Linked DNA regions of Homo sapiens: regions 1 and 3 are each linked to region 2. A link is a loop called in an ENCODE intact Hi-C map of the cell type or tissue named here. Cell type or tissue: A673. All regions are shown on one strand.

Region 1 (5,000 bases), 270 kb before region 2:
TGATCTCGGCTCACTGAAACCTCTGCCTCCCGGGTTCAAGTGATTCTTCTGCCTCAGCCTCCCAAGTAGCTGGGACTACAGGCATGCATCACCACGCCCAGCTAATTTTTGTACTTTTAGTAGAGACAGAGTTCCACCATATTGGCCAGGCTGGTCTCGAACTCCTGACCTCGTGATCCACCTGCCTTACCTCCCAAAGTGCTGGGATTACAGGTGTGAGCCACCGCACCCAGCACAAGCATCAACTCTTAAAGAGACTTACATTTGAAAAAAATCTCAACAAGTATGACAGTATCTAGGAAAGCATAAATTATGAAAATTGACTCAAAAAAATTAAATGTTTATATTAATCATAAACAGATGCCTAAAATATAGATCAAACCAAATTTTTAGAATAGATAATTATTTAGGTATTTGAAAATTTCCAGAAAAGTAACAAAGATTAAATCCTCCCCCAAATTATTTTAAAGCTAAAAATGTTTTGTATGTAAGCTTAAAATGTTATTATACAAAGAAAGAACAGTTTAATATAACTTATAGAAGGGAAAATCTTGCCGGGCACATTGGCTTATGCCTCTAATCCCAGCACTTTGGGAGGCCAAGGCGAGCAGATCACCTGAGGTCAGGAGTTCAAGACCATCCTAGCCAACATGGCGAAACCTCATCTCTACTAAAAATACAAAAATTAGAAGGGTGTGGTGGCAGATGCCTGTAATCCCAGCTACTCAGGAGGCTGAAGCAGGAGAATCGCTTGAACCCAGGAGGCGGAGGTTGCAGAGAGCTGAGATTGCACCACGCACTCCAGCCTAAGGGATAGAGAGAATGAGACTCTGTCTCAAAAAAAAAAAAAAAAGGAAAATCTTGGGAGAAATCCTTGAGAATTTCATGCAGCAGGATGAAATGCAACAAGTTGTGTTTATTTCAAGAAAAAAAGGATAACTAAACCTTATAAAAATATTTTTATTAAATCCATTATACAAATACATTTATAAGACTTTTTAAAAGTTATAATCAATTTGAATCATTTGATAAATTTAACATCTTTTCCCTAATCTCAGAAGCACTCATAAACTTGTGTTTCCAAAAACATACTTCTGATAACGTGATTAAAAATTTTCCATTTGGACCAACAGTAAGCATCAAGTTTAATGGTGAAATTCTATAGCAATGCTGTCCAATAGAATTTAAATCAATATTGATAATGTTCTCTGCAATGTTCAATACGGTGGCAGTCGTCAAATAAGGCTGTTGATCCATTGAAATGTTAATAAGAATTTTAAATTGCATTTAAGGTAACTTAAATATATATGTAAATATCACATTAGCTAGTGGCTATTATATTGGAAAGTGCAGGCCCAGATGCAAACATCTTAAATTCATGAATAAAACAAAGATACATACTATCGCTCCAGTTTTTTACCACTTTCCTTAAAAGTTTCAGACAATGCAATAAAACAACAAAATATGTTGTAAAAAGTGAGAAGAAAAAGATGAGAGTTTCAGTGTGATGCTTGTATAAGAATAAACAAATCAACAAGATGGAATAATGAATTTAGCAAAGAATATAAAGATTATGTAATAATGGTCATAAATAATAATGAAATTTTTCATTGGTGAGCATACACTAAATAGCTGAATAAATGGTATTAGCAAAACTGGTATTTGGAAAACCATTCAGCATACTTACATCATATTGTATAATGAAATATTCAGATGAGTTATAGACACAAAACTTAATATCTATAAAAGTACTAATTCAAAATATACTTATGGTGTGCCAACTATGTTCCAACTATTCTATGTTCCAGAATAGTAACAAAGATTAAATCCTCCCCAAATCAGGAACTATGCTATGTTCTGAGGATACAAGAGTAGTTGAATAGATCTAACTCTTTCCCTTATTACATTAACATCCAGTTTGTCTCAAAACAAGCAGCAATATTATTAAGAGTACCCACAGATCTCATTTTGGCATGCTGATTTTCTGAAAAAGTGCAGAATTTAAAAGGGAAAATGTAAATAGATATTCACTTCTTTTTTGTATAAGTAAAATCCAACTAGAACGAAAGCTCCTTGAAAAACAGACTTTATTTTGTTTACTATTGCATGTCCTTGGTAAGAATAGGTATAGCACACTGTGGACATTCAATAAATCTTGATGGGAGAAGGAGAAAGAAAAAAATGAAGGAAGAAAGAAAAGAAGCAAGGAAGAAAGGAAGCGGGGAAGGGAGGGAGGAAGGAAGGAAGGAAGAAAGGAAGGAAGGAAGGAAGGAAGGACGGACCACATGGTTTTTCTATTAAATCTTACAATGCTGGATTATGTCATTGACGTTAAATTATTCGATAACATTGGTAATAATATAAGAACAGATTTAATGAGATTTCCTTACCCCTGAGCCATTTATAATGCAAATTATATCACTTAGGCCTACACAAGATTGCTCCAAACATTTAATAAGATGTGTTGGAGAGGATAAAGAATGTTTTAAGATTTTTACAAAAGTAAATGTATTTCAAGACTCCCTACTGCTATTAATTATGAATTTCATGTTATTCTAGCCAGTGACTTGCAAATCAATGGGAATTATAATGTATTTAATATCATTATTTTAAAATTGAAAGAATTTTGTGTTTAACAAAATTGCTAAATACTGAATGGGGGAAAAAGAGAAGGGAAAGCAAAATTAACAAGTCAGCTTGGGTTTTTGGTCTCAAGACGATCTGATCCCTGTAGAAACAAAGGTCTAGCAACCATGCAAGTGACACTGAGAGCAGGATCCATGTTCCTCGAGCCATAGCACAGGGAAAAAGGGTGTGCTTTAAAGTCGGATTGATCCAGATTCCAATTTTTTCTGCTGCAAGTACTGACTTTGTGACCCTTCAATTCTCCATGTATAAGTTTTTATAATAATACTTTACTAGAATAGTGCAGCTGTTTAACGTAATAGTGATAGAAAGCACTAGCACTGAGCTTGATGAATAGTGGACACTTAATAAATGCACGATTCAACATGGAGACCATATATCCCTGCTCAGTATCTTGGTATACATCTTAAAAGTGTTTTATTCCATGGTCACATAGCAATTTGCATAGCTGGACAAGAAAAGTTTTGCATACACACAAAATTTCACTAGTAGTACATTAAAACAACAGTGTTTATTGTCACAGAAACCTCATATTTGCTAACATAGTTAGGCTTTTTTAGTGCCATAGACTCTTTTGTTGAAAATTCTCCTGTTTTTGAAATTCCAGTCAACGAAAGTGGGAATATTTCTTGTTCTTCAAAGACCAGTTGTGGATAAATTACAAGTAAAAGACCACATCTAGTCTGATAGAACTTTTTCAGTCTAAACAGAAGTATTTTCATGTAACCTAGGCTCCATAAAATAAGTGAGCTACATCAATTCATAAATGTTATTTCTCAGCAAATTTCAAAATGCACGAAATCCCTTTGAAGAACTTCCATATTGACCTTGACTGACTCTTGCACTATTCCTGTCACAGTCGCTGATTGATCACAGGGAAAATAGGTTGGGATTGAAAAAATGAAAGATGAAGTAGGACTAGGAGGACATTTTGACCCAATTTCACTCATATCTCCCAGCTTGCATGAAAAATGTAAAAAATGTAAAATCTATTTAAAAAAATAGATTTCAATGGAATAAGAAATGTGATATGCTACCTATTCGTTGAGATGTTAAGAAAGTAAACTTGACTATTAAAAGTCATACTGGGTGGTCTTTGACAAGCTCTTTATCTCCTTCTCTGAAAATAGCAGGATGACAAAATTAGGAAATCTTCTATATTTGATTTTGAGAAGCACTGTTTCATTTCAATCCAGATTCAGTTTTCTTTTAAGATTGACAATGTGGCCTAGCTTTACAGTGCATTTCTTCCAAAAGCAGTCTACTGAAACAACATTGCAGTATTGATTCATTCTACATGGTTGATAGTGTGATTGTATAATTAGAAGAACTGTGAAAACAGCTTTCACAGCTCTGCCCTTGTTGAAGAAATAAACAGCTCCATAGGCTGAATCTTTAAAACATTAAAGGATTTAAAAAGCAAGCACTTTGTTTGTGATTCATGCAGCCCATAATAATTAGGGTTACAGTTATCATTTAGTTATGCAGAAAGAAACTTGAGTGAGCAACATTTTCTAAGAGAAGAGAAGGCTTAGCTATTTCTTGACTTACCGTAGGTAATAGCAAAAGTTAATGATGAATGCTTAAAACAGTAGTTCTCAAAATTTAGCAAAATTGAGAACAGTAGTTCTCAAAATCACCTAATATCTTAAAACATTTATATTCCCCGGCATCCCTCCATGATGTTCTGTTTTAATAGGCAGAGTTTGGGTCTAGGAATCTGCATTCTGAATAAACCTCCAGGTTATTTTGCAACAAGTTATCTTAAGGCCACATTTTGAGAAACACCACCAGAGTAGAACAAAATCTCCCCCTTATATTGGCTGAAAATATTTGTCTTTACTTCACCAAAGACAACTTTTAAATCTACCTAAAAGACACTGCAAATAAGATATAGTAAACAACCCCCCCAAAAATATTTATTTTATTATATGTATATATGTATATAAAATAAGATATAATAAGATATATAGTAAGATATAGTATAAAATAAGATATATTAAATATGTGTATTTAAAAATTTAAAATATATAGTAAGATATCTTACTATATTTTATTTTATATACACATAATATATAAAGATATATATGCTATATAAATATATACAATATCTTACTATATCATATATATATATATATTTCTGGGTTTTTTACTGTATATATGTACTGGGGAACAATCTGATAACACAGAAATCACTGAGGACATAAAATTATTTCATCACAGTAACCAGGAGACCTAAGGCCTTAATCAGAAATCTAGGAAATACCAGTGAAAATCAGATACAGTGGTTTGGAGGGTTTTGTTCCACTTTCAGGTCTGACATATAAAGAGTTTCAAAGTCATCACTGCAGTCA
Region 2 (5,000 bases):
CCTTTTTAAAAATCTAATACTCTATCCAAGAAAAGGTAATCACATTTAGTTTATATGTATAAGAAATGATAATGAAAAAACATTCATATTCACTGAAATTTTATTCGATTTACAGTTATTAGTGAAGCTACCAGTTGTCTAAAATTCTTAAAGGTAATGTACTTGGGCATTTTAAAGCATGCTATATTATTATTAAAAACAAATTATAAATATGAAAGTGATGACAATTGCAATTTCTGTTAAAGTAATTATAGCATGTAACTAATTCATCTAATTCTCACTGACTTCTCTTATGTACCTGATCAATTCCAAGATTTGGATATGAAGCACTGAGGACAGTCTTGGGAATTACTGAGCTCTACACAAATTTTGCCATTTTTATTATACTATCGTTTTCTTTAGTTGCATAAGTAATTGTATAAATTACTTTAGTTAGCATAAGTAATTTGAATGAAATTTCAATAAAATGTCAATAAAATAGCTATTTTGTTTTGTTGGCTTAGGGCTAAAGATAAGAAAGATTTGATGTTGCAATTGCTTTTGGATATTTTATTAGTACAGTAGCAATTGTTCATAAATACAGAGTGAAAATAATAATGCAATTTTGATACAGATGTGAGAAGACTCTAGACCAATATTTTGTATCTAATATGTCTCAGCTTCCTTTAAGTACTTTACCACATTTCATTTCACAACAACATTATCAAGAAAATATTATTTCCATATTTAGATAAAGGAAATGGAGCAGAAAGTGATTCAGTAACTTGCCCAGGTCACATGGTTATAAGTGATAGATCAATATAGCTAACTCTAAGATCCTTTCTATTAAACAATAATATTGGTTTGGTGAATAATATGCTCATATAATTTCAAACTTTCAAAGCAGAGTTTACACAAAAACTTGAAGCTTAACTTTAGTTGTATGAAACCCCAGGGTTTCATAGAAGGTAACTTGAAAACCATAATAGATAGCATCTTATAAAAAGATGCTTATTGTGTGGGCACAGTAAAACTTTCCTTTAGCACTTTCAGTCCTAGCAAATAAGGCTTCTCTGTGACTATGCTAATTTTATTTTCCTTAGCTATATGTGAAGTCAGCGGAGAACCTTATTTCAAGGGTGCATCCAACATGTGTTATAGGCCAGCCATAGACTTTAGAAAGAGAGTATTAATGAGCTCATAATATATCTGAACCTATTTATTAGTAATGTTTTTCATGATAATATTTTATTCATATCATGAAATTCAATTATATAAATATTTATTAATAGAAAGTATACCCCCCATGGATATTAAGAACATGGAATTTAAGGTCCCACAAACCTGGATTGCAATCTCAGTTTTCCTTTTGCTGGCTCTAGATCTAGGACAAGTAATTTTAATTCACTCATCTACAGTTTCCTTATAGGAAAACTCAGGCCAATAATAATGTCTATCTCAGGGCTGTTGTACATTAATCATGTATTAAATTAGATAGTATATGTAAAACACTTAATGGGATATCTGAGTATAGGAAGCCCTTCAGAAGTGATTTTATTATTTTTGCATATATAATAGCATTATTAGTGATAGATACTAGACATGGTCCTTAATATTAAATAGACACGGCCCCTACATAGACATGTAGGTTATGGACTGAAAAGAGAGGCAGTTAAACAAGCATTGGCCATGCAGTTTACTAATTACCAAGCCAGAAAAGAATTAAAATTGTCAGAGTTCCAAAAGCTTTCACTGAGTTCAAAAGTAATTTCAAGTTGAGAACTGGTCCCATTGAAGGTATATATGTCATGAGGGCCCCAGTCTAAACTCACATTTTCAAATTGTCCTTCCCACCATGGAAACACTTCAACACTCATGGGTTAGAATCAGATACCCAAAGGAGTATTGCCATTTGGATAGGCGCTCTGTTTGCCTACATTTCTTTTCCCTAATTGTTTTGCATTGAAAGTGTTTGGTGCACCTTTTAAGATGCCAAAAGACCACAGGCCTCATCTCCTAACAACCAGATGTGACTGTGAATAAAAAGTTTAGAGAGGCTTCTCATTCAAGGTTTTCTTCTAGGGAGGACCAAAATCTTGAAATTGACTAAAAATACAATTTCTATTTTAGCTTAGAGAGGACATGATGGCATTCATTACTTTCAGGATTTCCTGTCTCTGGCAGGCCAACTTGTGACCATGTATGAAGATCACTTATATCAGGTTTGGGAATTAAAGTATTAGATTCGGTCATCAAAGGAATGCTTGGTTAAGACTAGCCAATGGATCAAGTGACTCCTGTATGGCTGAAATTGCCAAGGCCAAAGAGTGGCTAGTATGTAAGAAGTGGTTCCCATAATATGTTGTCATTGGAATGCTCTATGAGGGGAAAAAGCAGAAGCAGCAGTGACTGTAAATGAGGTCTAGACAACAGGTGCTTTTCTTGAGAAACTGGTCATGTTACTAAGAATGATGATGATGATATATATTTGGCTTTTCTTATCTTTTGGCAGTCAGTAGGGATAAGTATTTGGTGCCATCTTCTGAGAGCCCCTGAAATGACATCTGTCCCATCTGTTTTATTTATTTGTGTGTGTGAATTTTTTCTTTTGTTTTGGGTTTTGTTATCTGAAATATACTATGTAGGATCGTTAGATATTTGTGAGAAGATATTCTCGGAAAGCTTCAGAGCTTTGCGTAGTAAGTCTGATTGCAATGGGGGAAAAGGGGAGGATCCTGCAACACAGTTCCTGCTTTCTCCACTATCAGCCATGCTGATGCTTTTGGCAAAATGCATTATGATCACACTTAATTCCTTTGAAACACAGTTTGTTAATGGGTAATTAAGATGTCTTGCATTGATTATTGACTTTGGTTGATATATAGCTCCTGATATTTCTTGCTTTGTAAATTTTTTCCAGCCACTAGCAGAGTTCTAAAGAAAGAAGTAGGTCTGTATCCTTACAAATATACCCCTAAGCTCTCTGCCCATTAACATTTCAGTTTATAAGTGTTTTCAATGTGAAACTATTCACAGTTACCTTGTTGGCCATTTTTCAGCAAAAGGGCCACTCCTGCTGCTGACAGGCATGACAGCCAGCCAGGAGAAACTGGGCATAGAGGAGAAGCAAATCTCCCCTCAAAATTATGTGAGGGGAAATTATATGACTAAATATAGCAACTGTTTAAATTCATCCATAATTCAAGATTTTATCAAGTCCCTCCTCCTCTGTGATGCTTCGTTAAGTACTCCAAGCCATGTTGACCACCTTGTCCTCTGGACTTTCATGGCTCTTAGTTTATTCGGGTATTTAAAATGAAAAGTAAGACACATTAGTCATTGAGCACATGGAAACTATTTTCCTAGAGGGTGAAAACATGCATGTTTTATGTGATTATTGTATTTTTTTGTAGTCAGCTTCATTACCATTATTAGGAGATTATTGCCTGGATCAGTCCTGACCAAAGCTGTTTAACCATCATGTGGTAATAACAGTACTGCAGGAACTTGATGCCCTTAAGGACCTCTATGTCAAATATCTAGAATTTACTTTTTCTTAATTTAATAGATCATTTGAACTCAGAAGTTAGTGAACGGTTAATTTGGGAATGGAGGACAAAAGCTAGATCATACTTATACCCTTTTTTGTTCCCATACGTCAACCTTCATTTCCTGGGAGGTGTCAAGAAAAGGCTTTGGGAGCAGAAGGTGAATAGTAGATTTGAGAGCTCAATTCTCATTAGAGAGGTAATGAAATAATTTCAGTGCAAAAGTTCATCAAAGGCAGAAGAGTATGTGGGAAGTAGATTCTGAGATAGGAAATGCATGTGGATAAAAAGTATGAGTAATGGCCCCCTTCAGTCATTCGGCATTCAACTACAAATGCTTTCTAAGTGTCTGGCACTGGTTTTAGGAAGCACTTGGAGATATAGTAATAAATATGTTAGCCAGGATCACTGCCCTCAAGGAACTTATACTCTAGTGAAATAAAAAAAAGAAAATAACCAATATGCCTATAAATAGTGATTACTGTGGTGAGGGGAAACATGAAGATAAAAAGGGAATAATGAGTAGTGACTTGGGAGTAGAAGGTCCATTTGTATAGCATGGTCAGAGAAAGGCTGTCTGAAATGGTCACCTCTTAGTTGAAACCTAAAGAATAACAACCATCCTGGAATATCTGAAGGAAGAGGGCTCCAAGCAGAGGATTCAGCATGTGCAAAAGTCCTAAGGCAAGAGTGACTCTGGTTTGTTCTAGGAGCAGATAGAAGTGTATGGCTGGAATTTAGTAAAAAGAAGAAGAGAGGATTGGATGAAATAGGCATGACCACAGCATGTAGAATCGTATAAGCCATGACAAGTGGTCGGACTTAATTCTAATTACAATAATAAGCCACTGAGATGTTTTCAGCAGATAAATACTATGATCCCAGATATATTCAAGAAATTTACTCTGGCTATTGGGTAGCATATTGACTATAGGGAGAAAAGATAAGAGTTAAGAGAGTGAAGAGAATAATGGAAGTGATTTAGACTATAATAGTGGCTGTGAGAACGATATGAAGTAGTTAGATTTGGACCACTTTTTGGAGACAGAATAGATAGGTTATGATAATGTAGAGAGTGAGGGAAAGAACAGAATCACAGATGATTTCCAGGATCCTGGAATCAGCAGTATGTTGGATACGTAAGGTGCTCCAAATGCCTTCTCAGCCACCTCCCTTTGCTTATTCCTGCTTTTTGCTAGCCTTGTTTTCCTGCCTAATGTCCTTCTGGACAAGTGCCCCCATGTCTTTTCTCCACACCGTGTCTAGCATAGCTTGAAGTACACAGCAGGGGATCAATTAAAACTCCATGAACTGATTTTCTCTACTACCTAGAAAAGAAAATATGATTCAAGAACAATTTTCTTCTATAGGAAAAACATTTTGGTAAAATTTATAGAAACTTTAGCTTTGCTCTAACCATGTTTATGGTTCCAAGATTACTTGGAACATGATTGTTCCATTTAGTGGCCTTCC
Region 3 (5,000 bases), 540 kb before region 2:
GAGTGAAACATACATTTCAATGGAAAAATGGGATGTCAGAGGTCACAACTGCTGTGGAACACATCTCAAGGAAGAATCAATATCAAAATGATCATTAAAGGTACCATGGAGTTCACAGAGGCCAGAGCAATAACACTTCAGGATGCTGAAAAAGAGGGAAGAGAGGAAAAGTTTTCCTGTGTGCTGGGTAAATGTGCTTTTATTTTTACCCTTGAATATAAAACACAGTGGCAAAAAAAAGTTATTAAAAGGGGTATAAAACTACAAATGTTCTTTCTCTTATTGAGCAAGATGGTCCTAACAAGTACTCATTAGATAATACTCTGTTCTGAAGAATACACTTCCATGATTGAAGTGGATTTTATGTGGAGTATTGGACGGTAAGGGGGAGGAATTGAATATATCAGTTGAAACTCTTGCTTGGGCAACTGGTTGATTGGTGCTACCATTCACTGAGTTAGGAAAGGCAGGAAAATGAACTGATTCCTGTGAAAGATAAGAGGTTTTGGGGGCATGTTCTGGTTGGGGTATATTGTTTTGTTCATTATCCAATAACCAATGCCCAGCAATGTCATGACATCTAGAAGTTGCTAAATATATATTTGTTAAATAAATGAATGATATAAACGGAGCTGTTAAAGACATAGTTTGAGAGACTTGGGCTGAATAGATTTGGGAATCATTAGTACTCAGGTGATAATTCATGGGAATTTAAAAAGATCACATACAATCACATACAGAGAGATAAGAACCAATGATAAACTTTTAAACTTCTCTATGTTACTGGCAACAATTTTTCTCTCTGTAGTCCCTAGAGTTGAACAGACACATTTCAAGCCTTATCCAAGTTTAGGACTTTTGGAAAGCATTGCAGTTGCGAATAAGAGAATGTGCTTGGAATCTTACTCTTGTGCATTGAAGAAGGATAAGAAACAGGAAGAAGTAGAAGAATAAGGTAAATATTTTGAGTCTCTGCTGATACAATGTGCGATTATAGCTTTCACAGCTATCTCACTTAATTGCTATATCAATTGTATGAGGAAAGGAAGGCAGACATTAAGCTGGTATTCACCATATAAGACTGTTCTGATTGGTCACACTTCTTTTCTGATTGGTATGTGCCTGTGCCTTAACTAATTGATAAATATTTTGAGTTTAACCCTTGGAGGCAGAGGCATTGTTGACCACATTTAACAAATGAGGCACAGAGACTGAAAGTCCAAGGTCATAATGTTTGTAATTATTTTAGCGGAGATGTGAAACTACTGGGCATGTATGTCATCAAGCCAAGAGCAGCCCTTAACTTCTCCCTCTGAGCATTCAATTATTTCTCCTTTAGCCAATGGCAGAGAAGAAACTTTTTAATAGAGGGCCAAGAACTCTGTATATGTAGACGGTGGTCTCTGTCAAGTTCACCTCCTAGGCGAGTCTCTTCTTAGTGGGCCAGTGGTTGTTTCTAGTTAGAGCTCCCCACAACATATCATAGGCATTGTTTAGTTCTGTGGAGTCATCTTGTATCCCATCTGGTGTACCCTCTTATGTTAGCCTTTAAGTTACTGAATCTAAAAAGCATGATTAAAACTGGCTACCTTGTAGTTGCCCTCCAATAGGTATCAAATACATTTTAAACACAGAACTTTCTCACAAATTTATTTTATGTAACAAATATCTACAAAGCTGACTTTTGTTGTCTATCCTTTTTGAAGTCTAGAATTACTAAGTTTTAAATGTGTAGATAATCATGAAAGTGGTGCGTCAGTAAAATGCTGAATAGCATAGTTAAATGGGATCTGGAATTGCTCTGATGGGGAATGTTCAGAGACAGAGATGACAGCTACTTAAAGGGACTCATTTAGGTAATTTAAATTGCTTGCATATTGTGTATAAAACATTCTATCTTCTTTAATAATGAGCAACAAGTTGAAAGCCTAATGGAGTAGGCAAGACTGAAGTCCCATTTATGATGAATCCTTTGATAAATCAGCCCTAAAATTTACATTTTATCTTTCGTATTCTTAAAAGTAGATAAGCAGAAAATTTTTTGGAATTAGTTTTAACAAAACCTTTTGATTAAAATTTTCTTTGTTGAAACTTATCTCAAAGATTTTTTAATAGTTAAAATCAAATAACAGAACATTAGATTTGGAGTCATTTTTCTCTGCAAGAGCTCATAGAAATATCCTTTTAAAAATATTTCAGCTAAAAAATCAGCTATAATGGCAATAACAGTATCATAAACACATTTTTAATTAACATTGCATTAATTAAGAGCACATAGATTAGAATCTAAGAAAATGTATGCCCATGAGTTTATTTGCAGGTGTATTAGTGCAAGTTTATCAATATTTTAGTAGTTTTAATTATTTCACAGAGATTTAGAATCTACTCATTAGAGTCTGATGAGCACAGGGACTATCTGGAGAAAGTGTGAGTTATATCCTGAAAATATCTCTAACATCAGTTCCAGTTGTGGCCTATAAATAGTATCAATCTCTCTATCTCCCTCTCCTTCCACATCTGATAATTCTGAGGACCAATATATTCTAAGTAAATGATTTTATATTATATTTTCTTTCTCCTCTTGAAACTTTATTGGTTTAATCCAAGGTCTCATATTTTTTTTCTGACACTCAGCATTCCATTTCCCATTTTTTGCCTTTTTAACAAGGGTACCAAATTCCCCTAGCTACAGTCATTTTTTTTCCAGTGGGTATTTAGCCAGTCCTGACCAAAGTCCCCCTGCTCCCCACTCCCACACCCCAGCACAGCAATTTGTTCAGGGATGGGACTGTCACTCAAATTGGTGCAATCAGACTGAACCTTGGGTTGTGTAATATGGTTACAGAGAAGAGGCACTCTCATCCTGCACAGAGTAGAACTTGGGAGGATGTGGCCCTGCAGCAGATGGTAGCTGTCTGTTCACTTGAAAGAGCTATGGAAAATTGACACTTTCCTTTTGGATTAGAATTTGAAGAATATAGCTAGAGGTCTCTGGCAGCTTTCTTGCCACCAGGTGGAGCCTGAGATAAAACCATCATGAAGGAAAGCAGAGATGTCAGATAGAATGAGTCCTGGGAACCCAATGTGAACTCAGTAACTGTTTCATGAAGTTACCCTCATGAGACAATTTTACTTGAGATTTCTGTAGCTTGTGACCAATGGATGCTAACTGATCCATCTTTAGTCAAAAGTGCAGATTCCGTATCACGAAGTTCAAGTTGCTTCACAATGAGCATTTGATTACTCTCTTCGGTGTCAGCTGTCACTCTGTTCCATAGCCATACAGTTTACTGCCAGACAAGCTGAATGTCTCACCATTTGCCCATCCTTTCATGATATTTTGCCTTTGTGTACATGGTAAATTCCCACTCATTTTTTGATCAGCTCAAATATACATTTTCCAATAATATTTTCTCTAACTCTCCAAGGATGAATTATCTATTCTCTGATTCTCTAAGGATTTTGCTCATATTTTGGTTACTGTATATAGTAAGAAAAAAAATTGTTTAATACTCACTCTCACAACTTTTCTGATACCAAATATGAGTAGGGGTTCCCACACCAACCAGTTCTTAGCTGACACCAGTAATTTAACTCACTTCTTACACTAACTACCTGGAGTTAGCACAGACCCCACAGATTAAGGGCTCAGTCCCATAAAACTACCCTCATTTCTCTCACCAGTCACAAGTCCAGAGCCTCCCGTACTGACAAGCTATTAAACAGGAGTTCTCACAATCCTCTCTTTGGGTTTGATAATTTGCTAGAGTGGTTCACAGAACTCAGGAAAACAGTGACTTAATGAAACTGCCATAAAAAACCTTAAACAATAGGGTTTAGAGAGTTCCCAAGCTGTTGCCACATAGAGGTACTGTGAGGGTGGCATGCCCAGAGAGGGCATGGAAGCCCCATGCACTCTCCCTACCACATCTTACCCTATGCATCTCTCTCATTTGCCTGTGTCCTTTATAACAAAATAGCATATGCATTGTTTTTATGCATCTCTCTCATTTGCCTGTGTCCTTTATAACAAAATAGCATATGCATTGTTTTGTACTGTATTTATGAACTGGAAACTGTGTGTTATTAAAGACACTAGAGGTTACAGCAATGCTATCAGAGTAGCAAGAAGAAAAGTCACTGCGTCTCTTAATAATCTGTTGACAGATTTAGACCTGAGAACATTTTGTGAATTAGGTTAAATGTGCTAACATTTTGAAGAAACTGAAGGATTAACTTTTAAGCTCATTAGATCTGCAAATGGCTAAGAAATAATGCCTAGCTACTAAAAATAGATCAATTTCTTTTTCCTGAAGGCTTCAAATGGCATGTTTATTAAGTGTGCACTTAGAAATTTTTTCATTTATGTTTATCTGGTTTTTGCCTTCTTTAAAACATTTCTGAAATTGCCTGAACACAACACAGAAATGTTGCAAACGCACACTCTCACACCTCTAATTTCCTACCTTTGAAATAAATATTAAAATGGTGTTCATGTTTGATTTAGGTACATCTGGCTGGGGCTCAGAGTATGGCCATTCTCTCCAAATTGTTTTAATTTTTTCATAACTAAGAATTTGGAGAAGTTAACAGACATAAGTTTAGGTAATTAAGTTGTACTGCTAATTAGGAATAGTGGTAGACTATGTGAATGATGACTTACAAAGGTCATAAGTGAAAATTAAGGGGCATGTGAAATAAACTTAAACTGAAAGTATAAGTTTAACAGGGAAATGGATACCCTACATAGGATACCATATATACCACACGTTTCTATTTATACTTGCAGTTCTACCCATTTAAATAATTTTAAATCAATGCATTCTTTAAAAAAATTAAGATAATTGAAAACAGTGTTTATCTAACAAGGTTGCTGGCACAGTACTTTCTAAAGCAAGAATTACCGATTTGTATTATGTATTTAAGTAGTAGGGAAACCTCTAAACTGCAAATTAAGACAGTTTTAACTCAGAATTCTCTTCTTCCAAATTGCATTATTT

Evidence for each region. Hi-C counts contacts between places; a loop is a spot of excess contacts. Peaks named below come from ENCODE experiments on the same cell type or tissue, not always from the same donor. Only the 100,000 strongest peaks of a DNase experiment are listed, where the experiment ranks them.
Region 1: a loop joins it to region 2, with 2.8 times the contacts of the local background. A loop is called at or near these places in 2 of 110 quality-filtered maps.
Region 3: a loop joins it to region 2, with 2.2 times the contacts of the local background. A loop is called at or near these places in 11 of 110 quality-filtered maps.

Annotation. Positions count from the first base shown.
Region 1 is chr12:78,737,545-78,742,544 of GRCh38, forward strand. No RefSeq gene overlaps it. Among named protein-coding and RNA genes, the nearest start is that of SYT1, 120 kb to the right of the region's middle. In A673, no CTCF peak of the experiment used is centred here; DNase peaks (open chromatin) are centred at 2,137 and 2,727; H3K4me3 peaks cover 1,003 bases; H3K27ac peaks cover 4,255 bases.
Region 2 is chr12:79,004,052-79,009,051 of GRCh38, forward strand. All of the region lies in intron 2 of SYT1 (synaptotagmin 1), which reads left to right. All of the region lies in intron 4 of LOC105369863 (a long non-coding RNA gene), which reads right to left. Among named protein-coding and RNA genes, the nearest start is that of SYT1, 140 kb to the left of the region's middle. In A673, a CTCF peak has its summit at 2,535 (motif pointing left); no DNase peak of the experiment used is centred here; H3K27ac peaks cover 521 bases.
Region 3 is chr12:78,467,759-78,472,758 of GRCh38, forward strand. No RefSeq gene overlaps it. Among named protein-coding and RNA genes, the nearest start is that of LINC02424, 110 kb to the left of the region's middle. In A673, a CTCF peak has its summit at 3,007 (motif pointing right); a DNase peak (open chromatin) is centred at 3,023.